Linked DNA regions of Homo sapiens: region 2 is linked to region 1. A link is a contact called in ENCODE Hi-C or POLR2A ChIA-PET data. All regions are on one chromosome and are shown on one strand. Each heading gives the region's core, a stretch centred on a gene start or an enhancer-like site at or near the end of the contact. The rest is flanking DNA. Distances are from core to core; before and after follow the strand shown. Region 1 holds the start of UFSP1 (UFM1 specific peptidase 1). Region 2 overlaps LOC107986829 (a long non-coding RNA gene).

The links. Hi-C counts contacts between places; a loop is a spot of excess contacts on that map. ChIA-PET counts read pairs that join two places held with the same protein, here RNA polymerase II (POLR2A). Pooled maps may share reads with other maps.
Region 2: a pooled map shows a loop between it and region 1 (3-fold over the local background). The contact joins the enhancer-like site here to the promoter of UFSP1 in region 1. A Hi-C loop is called at or near these places in 1 of 50 pooled maps. POLR2A ChIA-PET finds 5 or more read pairs at or near these places in 3 of 52 experiments (GM12878, OCI-LY7 and WTC11).

The regions. Positions count from the first base shown.
Region 1 is chr7:100,887,062-100,892,891 of GRCh38, forward strand. UFSP1 (UFM1 specific peptidase 1) reads right to left here and starts at 2,654. Exons shown (of 1, transcript NM_001430944.2): 1 at 1,660-2,654. The coding sequence starts at 2,438. The coding sequence ends at 1,782. It overlaps SRRT (serrate, RNA effector molecule), which reads left to right. Exons shown (of 20, transcript NM_015908.6): 15 at 1-139; 16 at 259-452; 17 at 642-798; 18 at 981-1,082; 19 at 1,196-1,322; 20 at 1,413-1,603. The coding sequence ends at 1,488. It overlaps ACHE (acetylcholinesterase (Yt blood group)), which reads right to left. Exons shown (of 5, transcript NM_000665.5): 3 at 5,273-5,757; 4 at 4,108-4,277; 5 at 2,933-3,274. The coding sequence ends at 3,153. RefSeq lists silencers at 2,678-2,727, 3,819-3,976, 4,048-4,097 and enhancers at 3,147-3,880, 3,598-3,657, 3,881-4,613, 4,894-5,633, 5,634-5,830.
Region 2 is chr7:100,513,953-100,519,782 of GRCh38, forward strand. It overlaps LOC107986829 (a long non-coding RNA gene), which reads left to right. Exons shown (of 4, transcript XR_001745301.2): 3 at 2,641-2,804. Among named protein-coding and RNA genes, the nearest start is that of AGFG2, 22 kb to the right of the region's middle. Within about 2 kb of position 2,455, at least 8 of the 41 ENCODE cell types and tissues checked have a DNase peak (open chromatin) inside an H3K27ac peak, as active enhancers do; they include GM12878 and OCI-LY7, where a contact is called at or near this core.

The DNA.
Region 1 (5,830 bases), core at 1,404-3,903:
CTCCTTTACCTGCGCATCGTGCATTCCTTGGATTATTACAACACCTGTGAGTACCCCAACGAGGACGAGATGCCCAATCGCTGTGGGATCATCCACGTTCGGGGGCCCATGCCACCCAACCGCATCAGTCACGGGGAAGGTGAGCTCCAGGTTCCCCTTTGTTCCCGGCTGCCCCTGGCCTTGGTCCTCCAGCCCCTTGCCACCATCCTTCCTTCTGGCTCCCTTGCCAACCTTCCTTCCTCTGTTCCCAAACCACAGTGCTGGAGTGGCAGAAGACTTTTGAGGAGAAGCTCACGCCGTTGCTGAGTGTGCGGGAGTCACTCTCAGAGGAAGAGGCCCAGAAGATGGGGCGCAAAGACCCAGAGCAGGAAGTGGAGAAGTTCGTCACCTCCAACACGCAGGAACTGGGCAAGGATAAGTGGCTGTGTCCTCTCAGTGGCAAGAAATTCAAGGTGTGGGATGTTGGAGAATGGCCGTGCTACGGTGGTGGGAGGTGGGGTTGAGACAGGAAGCCCCCTGGGCAGGGGTGGGGGAACTGCTTACTGCACTGGCAGGCGGGAGCTGGGAATCCTTCCAGCTCGGGCCTGGGAGCGAGGCAACCCTTATGTGGCTGTCCTGACCCCTCTCCTCTCTCCACCCAGGGTCCTGAGTTTGTGCGCAAACATATCTTCAACAAGCATGCAGAGAAAATTGAGGAAGTGAAAAAGGAAGTCGCGTTTTTTAACAACTTCCTCACTGATGCTAAGCGCCCAGCTCTGCCTGAGATCAAGCCAGCCCAGCCACCTGGCCCCGCCCAGAGTAAGATACGATCCATGAAGGTCGCATGTGCCCTCTTCCTTGACTACCCAGGGACTCCTGTTTCTCTTTAACGTGTCACCCCGAGAAGTTTCTGCCCCATCCTCAGGCCATAGCCCTAGAAGTCAATTGTACCCGTATCCCCCTCCCCGCCCCCGCAGTAATTCATGTCCCTGTCCGTGTTGTACTCCCCCCAGGTTTGACCCCAGGACTCCCCTACCCACACCAGACTCCCCAGGGCCTGATGCCCTATGGTCAGCCCCGGCCCCCGATCTTGGGCTATGGAGGTAAGTACAGGAGGGAGATGAAGGGGCTTGGTGAGTGTGTGGCTTTGGGAGAAGAAAACAGAGGATGGAATTGAGGACATAGTTTTGCAACTCAACACTGATCTCTGTCATAGCTGGTGCTGTCCGCCCTGCAGTCCCCACAGGAGGCCCTCCATACCCCCATGCCCCGTATGGTGCTGGTCGAGGGAACTATGATGCCTTCCGAGGCCAGGGAGGTTATCCTGGGAAACCTCGCAACAGGTGAGGAGGGCAGACGCCCAAGCTTTGTTGCCGCCTGCAGACTCCCTTTTGGGAGCCCTCAGCTCTCATCCTGTACCTCTCACCTCACAGGATGGTTCGTGGAGACCCAAGGGCCATTGTGGAATATCGGGACCTGGATGCCCCAGACGATGTTGATTTCTTTTGAGCCGTCCCCCGTTCCTCAGTCCTGTATCATCCATACTTGTACTACCTTGTCCTATGAAGCTCTGAGAATTTTTTGTACGATCAGCCTTACTGCTAATAAAAGCACTTCCACAGGGCTCCTGACTCTCGTGTGTTACATAACTCCTCCATCCTTCCAGAGTAACTCCTGAGGTGTTGCTCAGCCCTGCCACTTTTATTATTGATGTCAAAAGCGCCAGGCTTTGCAGGGACACCAGTGGGAGGTACATAGGTGCGTGTCTGGGACCCGAGAATCTCAGTTCTGTAACTTCGTCCTCAGTCCAAGGTGCGCTGCTGCTGTTGGGAGCTAAGGCTGGTCAAGCACAGGTTGTAGAAGGAGTTGGGGTCAAAGGCTGCACTCACCTCTTGCCAGCCCACCCACCCAGCAGCCTGTAGTTCACTGGGGCTTTTTGGAGTGCCCCAGTAGTGAGGGTCCAATACCAGGACATAGGCTTCCGTGCCTGACCCTACGCAGACTCCCAGCAAGGCCTTGGACCTGGCATCTGCGTCCCCCCCAACCATGACTGGGCCCCCACCCCCTGCGAAGTGCGAGTAAAGCCTCTCCAGCTCCCCGTGCAGCCCCACTCCCCGGGGTACGTGGCAGAGGCGTCCCTGGGGCCCTCCGAAGTGAGCGAGGCAGAGGCTGGCCTCCACGCAGCCGATCCAGTCCCGGGAGCCCCGGAAGCCGGGGGGCTTGTCGCCCATGTCCTCCAGGGCCGCCTGTACGGCGGCCAGTCCAGGTACGCCCGCGGGCTGGCCCTCTGGCCACGAGCACAGCGTCTGCAGAGTGCGGTAGCCGCAGCCCCAGCCGCGGTCGTCCAGGCCGTCGCAGCCGTAGTGGTAGTAGAGGTAGTGGCCCGAGAGCAGCGCCAGGCGGACAGGGCCGCGGCTCGGCGGGGACAGGCCCACGTGGACGTCCCTCAGCGGCTCCAGGGCGGTGGGCGGGAGCGGAGGTCCCAGGCCAGGCACAGCGTCCTCCTAGCGGCGCGGAGCGACCTCAGGCTCCAACACTTCCTTTCGGCTCCGGGTCTTGGGCCAGCTGCCGCAGGACCGGCGCGCAGACTGGGGACGCGCTCCCCGGGCCTCGTTGATCACCGCAGGCCGCAATAGGCAGCCACCGACCGGCACCGACCGAGGAGCTCCCACAATGCTCCGCCGCGCCCCGCCCCGCCCCGCCCCTCCCCTCCCCTCCCCTCCCCTCCCCTCCCCTCTCCTCCCCTCCGCCGTGCCAGCTAGCCTGCCTGCGGGCCTCATTACGCAGGCGCGAGCTCCGCCCGGCAGGGCAGGGCTAGGGGTTGGCCTTTGCCTTGCGCCCGCCTCGGAGCTCGCCTGTTTCTTGCCCTCCAGCCCCGCTCCTGCATAGACTCGGCCCCCGTGATTCCGGCGTTCTGCCTCTACCCCTGGCTCCCTAGTCGCGCACACTCCCGTGGCTGTAACAGTTTATTGGCAGCCCAGAGGGGCGAAGGCACCGCGGGGGAGGGAGCTCAGCCTGAGACATGCAGAGGACCGGGAGCCCCGGGGGACGTCGGGGTGGGGTGGGGATGGGCAGAGTCTGGGGCTCGTCTGTGTTATAGCCCAGCCCTGAAATAAATAGTATATACAGCTAGGGGGCCGGGCGGAGCGGAGGACATGGGGGTCCCGCCGGGGTCACAGGTCTGAGCAGCGATCCTGCTTGCTGTAGTGGTCGAACTGGTTCTTCCAGTGCACCATGTAGGAGCTCCAGCGGTGGAACTCGGCCTTCCACTGGCGCTCCGCCTCGTCGAGCGTGTCTGCGGCCAGGGCGCCCAGCGAGGCGGGAGGGGAGGACGGCACGAGGAAGGTCGGGGATCGGACATTTGGGCGGGTTGAAGGGGGGGTATGAGTGCAGGGAGGACGCACGGAGAAATGCAGGCGACCACGTGGGACGGTGGCAAGAGGATCAGGAGAATGTGCGAAAGACGAGAGGGAGGATGAGGGCAGAGGCGGGGCCGGAGAAGGACAGCAGGAAGGAGAGAGGAGGAGAAAAGAATGACCGGAAGACGGGAACAGAGGGGACAGGAGGGGGAGGTTGGGGGAAAAAGAAGAGACAGAAATGGTTGACCGTTATAGCCCCAATGGGGGGTGCTACCCCGTCCGGGGCCTCCCACTTCCCCCCAATGTCAGGCTCAGGTTCCAAAAGATAATTTTATAAAAGAATACTGGCTTTTCCATTTCCATTCAAACAACAAAGGCGTGGGGGTCCCTGAGAAGGGTGGGAGGCACGGCCCCCTCCTCCTGCCCTGTCCAGTGTGAGTCTCTCGGTTTGAGGAGGAAGGGAGCACTAGGTCTGAGATCCCTGAGTGGGGCCCTTCCCCACGGTCCGACCACTCATTAGAGGAGGGGCCCCTGTGGCCGTAGGGGAAGAGGCCGTGTTCACAGCCGCCGGAGGTGGGAGAGGAAGAGGAGGAGAAGCTGGTGGAGGAGGAGGAGGGGCAGGGGGAGGCCGGGCCTCGGAGCAGCCTCCCCATGGGTGAAGCCTGGGCAGGTGCTGGGAGCCTCCGAGGCTAGGGGGAGAAGAGAGGGGTTACACCTGGCGGGCTCCCACTCCCCTCCTCCCAGCCGCTGCCCGCTGGCCCCTGCATACCGGTGGCGCTGAGCAATTTGGGGAGGAAGCGGTTCCAGAAGGCGCAGGCCTGGGCGCGCAGCCCCCGCCGCACCTCCAGCGGCCGCAGGTCCAGACTAACGTACTGCTGAGCCCCCGCCGTGTACGGGGGCCATTGTGGGGCCTTGGGGTCTCGGGGCTCATTGGGATCCCTGCGGAAGGAAGGGAAGGCTCAGTCCAGACGGGCAGTGGGAGGAGGTGGCCCCCAACTCCACGGGATCCCGGACTCTTCAGCTCAGCGGAGAGCCCCAGAGAACCCGTCCCCTCCCTCCCACCACTTTCTCCAATGTGCGCGGTCATTGGGGTCTTCCCTTCCTCAAGCGCTCCGTCTCCTTCCGTTTCCCTCAGCTTTTCTGTTCCATCTTTGTTTCTCTCACTAAAAAAATGGCTAGGATGTCTTGAGACTTTCCTAAATAACCAGGACGGGTCCTATGTCTACAAACATCACATTTTTTAACAACACCCATCCAATGCTAGATTTCATTGTCCTCTTCTCGATCCAGGTAAACTGGTGTGTGTGTGAGAGAATGTGTCACTGCTAGTGAATCATCACTGGTTTGACTTAATCCAGCTCCAACTCCTTTGTCTTGGTCTCCCTTTTTTTTTTTTTTTTTTTTTTCCAGAGATAGGGCCACTCAGGCTGGAGTGCAGTGGTGCCATCATAGCTCACTGCAGCCTCAACCTCCCAGGCTCAAGCAATCCTCCTGCCTCACCTTCCCAAGTAGCTGGGACTAGAGGCACGAGCCACCGTGCCTGGCTAAGTTTTGTATTTTTTTTCTTTTTAAGAGTCGGGGTCTTGTTATGTTGTCCAGTCTGGTCTCAAACTCCTGGCCTCAGGGGATCCTCCCACCTTGGCCTCCCAAAGGGCTGGAATTACAGGGGTGAGCCACTGTGCCCCGCCCCCTCCATGTCTACCTCGTCTCCTCCTCACTTTCCTTTGCCTCTGTCTCTGCAAGACCCCCTCTGCCTTCTCTGTCTCCTTTCTTTTTCTCTCCCCTTTTATCTACTTTGTGAGCATATCCCTCTCTGGCTGTTCTATCCTGCCCCTGTCCCACCCGTCCTTTCTGTCTCCGTGTGTCTGCCTTTGTGTGTCCTCCCGCCCCCGACTCCTGTCCTCCCCAGCCTTCTCTCCCTCTGCACTGCTGACCCTGTGCGGGCAAAGTTGGCCCAGTATCGCATCAGTCGCTGGGCGAAGATTTTCTCCTCTGCCGTGTAGTTTCGAGAGGGGTCCAGGGGGATCCCAAAGATGAACTCGATCTCGTAGCCGTGGGGCACCCCCATCCACAGGGGCCAGGAGAGCGTGGAAGCACGGTGTTCAAAGACGTAGGCGTAGACCCGGGCACCCTGGGCAGCCAGTCGCCCAGCCAGCTGGGCCACGGGGCACACGACATTGTGGTCGCCCACCACATCGCTCAGGGCCTCCCTCAGGCGTGCCGGGTCCTCGGGATGCAGCCAGTCTGTGTAATGCAGGACCACAGCCTCGGCTGCCAGGTCACTTACCTGGGGAACCCCGACCCGCACCCCGGCCAGGAACTCGGCCCGGCTGATGAGAGACTCGTTGTCTTTGCTGAAGCCTGGGGCCCCGTAAACCAGAAAATACGAGCCCTCATCCTTCACCACACCCACCAGCACCTGGGGGTGAGGGAGAGGGGGGTGGGATGGAGCGACAGGCACAGACAGACAAGTAGACAGAAACAGATGGACA
Region 2 (5,830 bases), core at 1,205-3,704, 370 kb before region 1:
GCAGTGAGCCAAGATGGCACCACTGCACTCCAGCCTGGGCAACAGAGCAAGACTCCATCTAAAAAAAAAAAAAAAGAGAGAAAGAAAACAACATTCAAGGCCATTCTGTATACCAGCAAAAAAAACACATCTTTGTTGTTGTTTTGACTTTTTTTTTTTTTTTTTTTTGACAGAGTCTAACTCGTTCACCCAGGCTGGAGCTCAGTGGCACCATCACAGCTCACTGCAGCCTCTACCTCCTGGGCTCAAGGGATCCCTCCACCTCAGCCCCCAAAGTAGGAGGGACTACAGGCACACGTCACCATGCCTGGCTAATTTTTTATTTCTTTGTAGAGTCGAGATCTTGTTATGTTGCCTAGGCTGGTCTTGAACTGCTGGCCTCTGGCGATCCTCCCACCTTGGCATCTAAAAGTGCTGGGTACTTTGGGACATGAGCCACTGTACCTTACCAAAAAACACATTTACTACTATCAGCCAGTGATTGGAAAAGACTAAAAATTAGATCTCTAAAGTGAATATTGACTACATTCTACTTATGTTGAGTGGTGGGTTTACCAGTGTTTTTTTGTTTGTTTATTTATTTATTTATTTATTTATTTATTTATTTATTTATTGAGACAGAGTCTTACCTTGTCACCCAGGCTGGAGTGCAGTGGCGCGATCTCAGCTACTGCAACCTCCGCTTCCCAGGTTCAAGCGATTCTCCTGCCTCAGACTCCTGAGTAGCTGGGATTACAGACTCGTGCCACCACACCCGGCTAATTTTTGTATTTTCAGTAGAGACATGGTTTCACCATGTTGGCCAGGCTGGTCTCGAACTCCTGACCTCAAGTGATCTACCCACCTCAGCCTCCCAAAGTGCTGGGATTACTGGCGTGAGACACTGCATCCAGCCCAGTGTTCATTTATTTTTACGCATCATAATCAACAGGTATAATACAGAGTTATTTGTATATTTTAAAATACATTATAAAATTTACCTGCCAAATATTTTATAATACAAAAAGATACTGTAAATTGACAAATCACAGTATTTGCTAAGTTCACAACTGTGCTGGCTTTCTGTAGTTAACATTAAGATTTTGATTATCAAAGACTGAAATCCTGGAGGTTGGAAGAGCAATATCTTGAGGGCATGGGGCTTCCCAGTCCCCTGGGCCCCTCCAAGTAATTTCTCCTGTATTCATGATTGCCAAGCAAATGTGATGAGTCACTTCCTAATGAGGAACATCTGATCACAGGAATTTGGAAATATCATGCAACCATGGATGGTGTGCAAAATCCAAGCAGGGAAAAAAGGAATTAGAGGCTAATTTTCTAGGGAGTTGTTACAGCAGCAACTATGTGGACTCGAATCCTGTGGGGTTGTAATCAAGGAAGACAGACCAAATCAAGGATAGAACATTCATTTCCTTCCTGCCTCTTCCCTCCCTTCATTTCTCTTTGTCTCTCTCCCTCTCTCCACCCCATCCCCTCATTTCCCTTCTCCTGCACGTGGCCTGGTTGATCATACTTTTTTTTTTTTTTTTTTGAGACAGAATCTCACCCTGTCACCCTGCCTAGAATGCAGTGGAATAATCTCAGCTCATTGCAACCTCTACCTCCTGGATTCAAGCGATTCTCCTGCCTCAGCCTACCAAGTAGCTGAGATTACCGACGCGTGCCACCACGCCCGGCTAATTTTTATATTTTTAGTAGAGACAGGGTTTTGCCATGTTGACCAGGCTGGTCTCGAACTCCTGACCTCAAGTGATCTGCCCGCCTTGGCCTCCCAAAGTGCTGCAATTATAGACATAAGCCACCATGTCCTGCCGATACTGGTTGTTGAAATACTGAAAAGCTTTCCTAGCAGTTGGTAAATTACTGCCAACAGCCTCCTGAGTTCCCCACCCCATCCACCTGCCTCCAGGCCCCCAGACCTCCCTCTTCTTATTTTTATTTTTTATTTTTTGAGACGGAGTTTTGCTCTGTCATCCAAGCTGGAGTGCAGTGGCACGATCTTGGCTCACTGCAACCTCTGCTTCCTGGGTACAAGCAATTCTCCTGCCTCAGCCTTCTGAGTTGCTGGGATTACAGGTGCACACCACCACGCCTGGCTAGCTTTTTTAGTAGAGATGGAGTTTCACCATGTTGGCCAGGCTGGTCTTGAACTCCTGACCTCAAGTGATCAGCCCACCTCAGCCTCCCAAAGTGCTGTGATTACAAGCATGAGCCACCGTGCTGGCCAGACCTCCCTCTCTTTCAGCAACTAAAGAGTTAATCCCCAGCATAGCTGTTGATCTCCAGGAACAGGACTTAGTGCTAAAATCAGTGTCTGTTCTAAATGGCTGCCGGCCATGTGGTAACCAGCTGTGAAATATTTTGAATATCACCCCTGGCTGTGGCCACAAAAAGGCAAAAGCCAAGTAGGTGTGGTAAATTTGCTGCAAGAAATGGCCTAACATACTGAGTTGAGGTTTTGGCTTCTGTTTGAAGTAGTGGCAGGAACAGAGCAGATGGGCGGGCCTGGGTTCAGCTTGGTTTGTAAAACAAGATAATTCCTTAGCTTAATGAACAAAGATCTAAGTCAAGTCAACACACTACATAGTCACAGTCCTTCTAGCCTTAACCATCCCTTCTCTCTTTTTTTTTTTTTCGTAGAGATGGGATCTCACTCTGCTGCCCAGGCTGGTCTCCTCCTGCCTTGGCCTCCCAAAGTGTTGGAATTACAAGTGTGAGCCACTGTGCCTGGCCCTGAATAAGTTTCTTGACCCAGAGTTCCTGAAGAGGAGGATGGGAACCTTGGAGGCTGTTTCTCCAGGCTGGTTAGTACCAAAGATGGACAGGACTTGAAAAATAATGGAGGATTACCTTGGGCTTAATTACGTGGGTACTTGATATGCTGTCTTCAATTTAGAGAAAGGGTCTCACTCTGTTGCCCACAGTGGAGTACAGAGGCACAACCACAGCTCATCACAGCCTCAAACCCACAGGCACGGATGGACACAGTGGCTCATGCCTGTAATCCCAGCACTTTGGGAGGCCAAAGTGGGTGGACCACCTGAGGTCAACAGTTTGAGACCAGCCTGACCAACATGGTTAAACCCCGTCTCTACTAAAAAAAAAAAAATACAAAAATTAGGGCGTGGTGGCGGGCACCTGTATTCCCAGCTACTCGGGAGGCTGAGGCGGGAGAATTGCTTGAACCCAGGAGGCAGAGGTTGCAGTGAGCCGAGATCACGCCATTGCACTCCAGCCTAGGTAACAGAGAGACTCCGTCTCAAAACAAATCAAAACAAACAAAAAAACCCAAACAAACAAATAAAAAACTGCAGGCACATGCCACTGCACCTGGCTAAATTTTTTTTTAATTTTTTTAATTTTTTTTTTTAAAGAGATGGCATTTCACTATGTGGCCCAGACTGGTCTCCCAACTCCTAGCACCAAGCAATTCTCCCTCCTTAGCCTCCCAAAGTGCTGGGATTATAGGCATGAACCATTGCACCTGGCCTCTGTTTCTCTTTACCCATCCCAGCTATTTATCTTTACCTGGAAGGGGTAGCAGTATCCTTTCACAGGGACCTAGTCCACTTTACCTAGGGACCAGCCATCTAGGTTTACCTGAAACTGTTATTCGGGCACTGAAAGTTCTGCATCCTAGGAAGCCCCCAGGTCCCTGGCAAACTGGGATGGTTGATCACACTAACTGACTCCTCTGTAGGATGTCATCCTGATCGTCATTGACAATATCATGCTGATTTGCCTTGGACTTGAAGTATCAAAGATCCCCCAGGTCTTGCTGAGACGTGGATGTAATGGGGTTGTGAGATATAACTGGCAGAAATGCAAGGACCTGTCACATCAGTAGAGCTTAGAAAATCATTAGTAATGAATAGTAAGTTGTAATGAATATTCATTAGTAATGAATAATAATTAGCAATGAATATTCCTTAGTAATATAAGATCTCCTTCAAAATGTGGGGGATGGGAGGGCAGAGAATGAAGGACAAATTGCTGCATTTTATTTATTTTATTTTTTGAGACAGGGTCTTGCTCTGTCACCCAAGCTGGAGTGCAGTGGCATGATCATGGCCCACTGCTGCCTCAACCTCCAGGGCTCAAGTGATCCTCCCACCTCAGCCTCCCACCTCAGCCTGTGGAGTACCTGGGACCACAGGTACACACCACCACACCCAGCTAATTTTTATTTCTTTTTAAAAATTATTATTATTTTTGTTTGTTTGTTTGAGACAAAGTCTCGCTCTGTCATCCCGGCTGGAGTGCAGTGGCGCGATCTCGGCTCACTGCAAGCTCCACTTCCTGGGTTCACGCCATTCTCCTGCCTCAGCCTCCCGAGTTGCTGGGACTATAGGCACCCGCCACCACACCCAGCTAATTTTTTTGTATTTTTAGTAGAGACAGGGTTTCACCGTGTTAGTCAGGATGGTCTCGATCTCCTGACCTCATGATCCACCTGCCTCAGCCTCCCAAAGTGCTGGGATTACAGGTGTGAGCCACCACGCCTGGCCTTAAAAATTATTTATTAATTTTTAAATTTTTTTTCTTTCCAATCATTTGTCACAGTCATATTATTTTTAAATTATTTGTAGAGATGTGGGTCTCCCTATGTTGCCCATGCTGGTCTTGGACACCGGAGCTCAAGTGATCCTGTCTTGGCCTACCAAAGGGCTGGAATTACAGGAATGAGCCACTGCATCAGGCCAACTTGCTACATTTTATACTTTCAACTAATAAGGAATTCTGGAAGCAGCATCTACCTCTATTTTAGCAGGGCTTTTTTCACTGCAAGAAACAAAAAAGTTCACTCAACAAAGCTCAAGTAAGAGAAAGAGATAGATAAGGGAGACCTGATCTCTTAGAACTAAGCCATAGTGGAATCAGAATTCATGTAGGTTGAAACCCAAGGAAGTTCTGAGTCCAGGAAAAACTCTAGGTGCTTCACAATAGGAATTGGCGAATGGGCCAGACACGGTGGCTCACACCTGTAATCCCAACACTTTGGGAGGCTGAGGCGGGCAGATCACAAGGTCAGGAGATGGATACCATCCTGGCTAACACGGTGAAACCCCGTCTCTACTAAAAATACAAAAAAATTAGCTGGGTGTGGTGGCACACGCCTATAGTCCCAACTACTAGGGAGGCTAAGGCAGGAGAATCGCTTGAACCTGGGAGGCAGAGGTTGCAGTGAGACGAGATTGTGCCACTGCTCTCCAGCCTGGGCGACAGAGCGAGACTCCATCTCAAAAAAAAAAAAAAAGGAATTGGTGAATGTTCCCTCTCCCTCCAAGTGTCAATGTGATTTAGCCACCACCTACCACTTGTTAGTGTTTGTCTCCTTCTACCCGGTTCCACATTTCTCACCTAAAAGGCCCAAGAAAGAAAATCTGATTAATTTATCTTTTCATATTTATTTATTTTTTAAGATGGAGTTTCGCTCTTGTTGCCCAGGCTAGAGTGCAATGGCGCGATCTCAGCTCACTGCAACCTCTGCCTCCTGGGTTCAAGCAATTCTCCTGCCTCATCCTCCTGAGTAGCTGAGATTACAGGCATGCACCACCACCGCCCGGGTAATTTTGTATTTTTAGTAGAGATGGGGTTTCTCCATGTTGGTCAGGCTGGTCTTGAACTCCCAACCTCAGGTGATCTGCCCGCCTCGGCCTCTCAAAGTGCTGGGAATACAGGCATGAGCCACCGCGGCCAGCCTATCTTTTCATTTTTTAAAACTTATGTTTTAGGTTGGGTTTTGTTTTGTTTTGTTTTGTTTTGTTTGGAAACAGGGTCTCACTCTGTTGCCCAGGCTGCAGTAGTGCAGTGGCATGATCATGGCTCA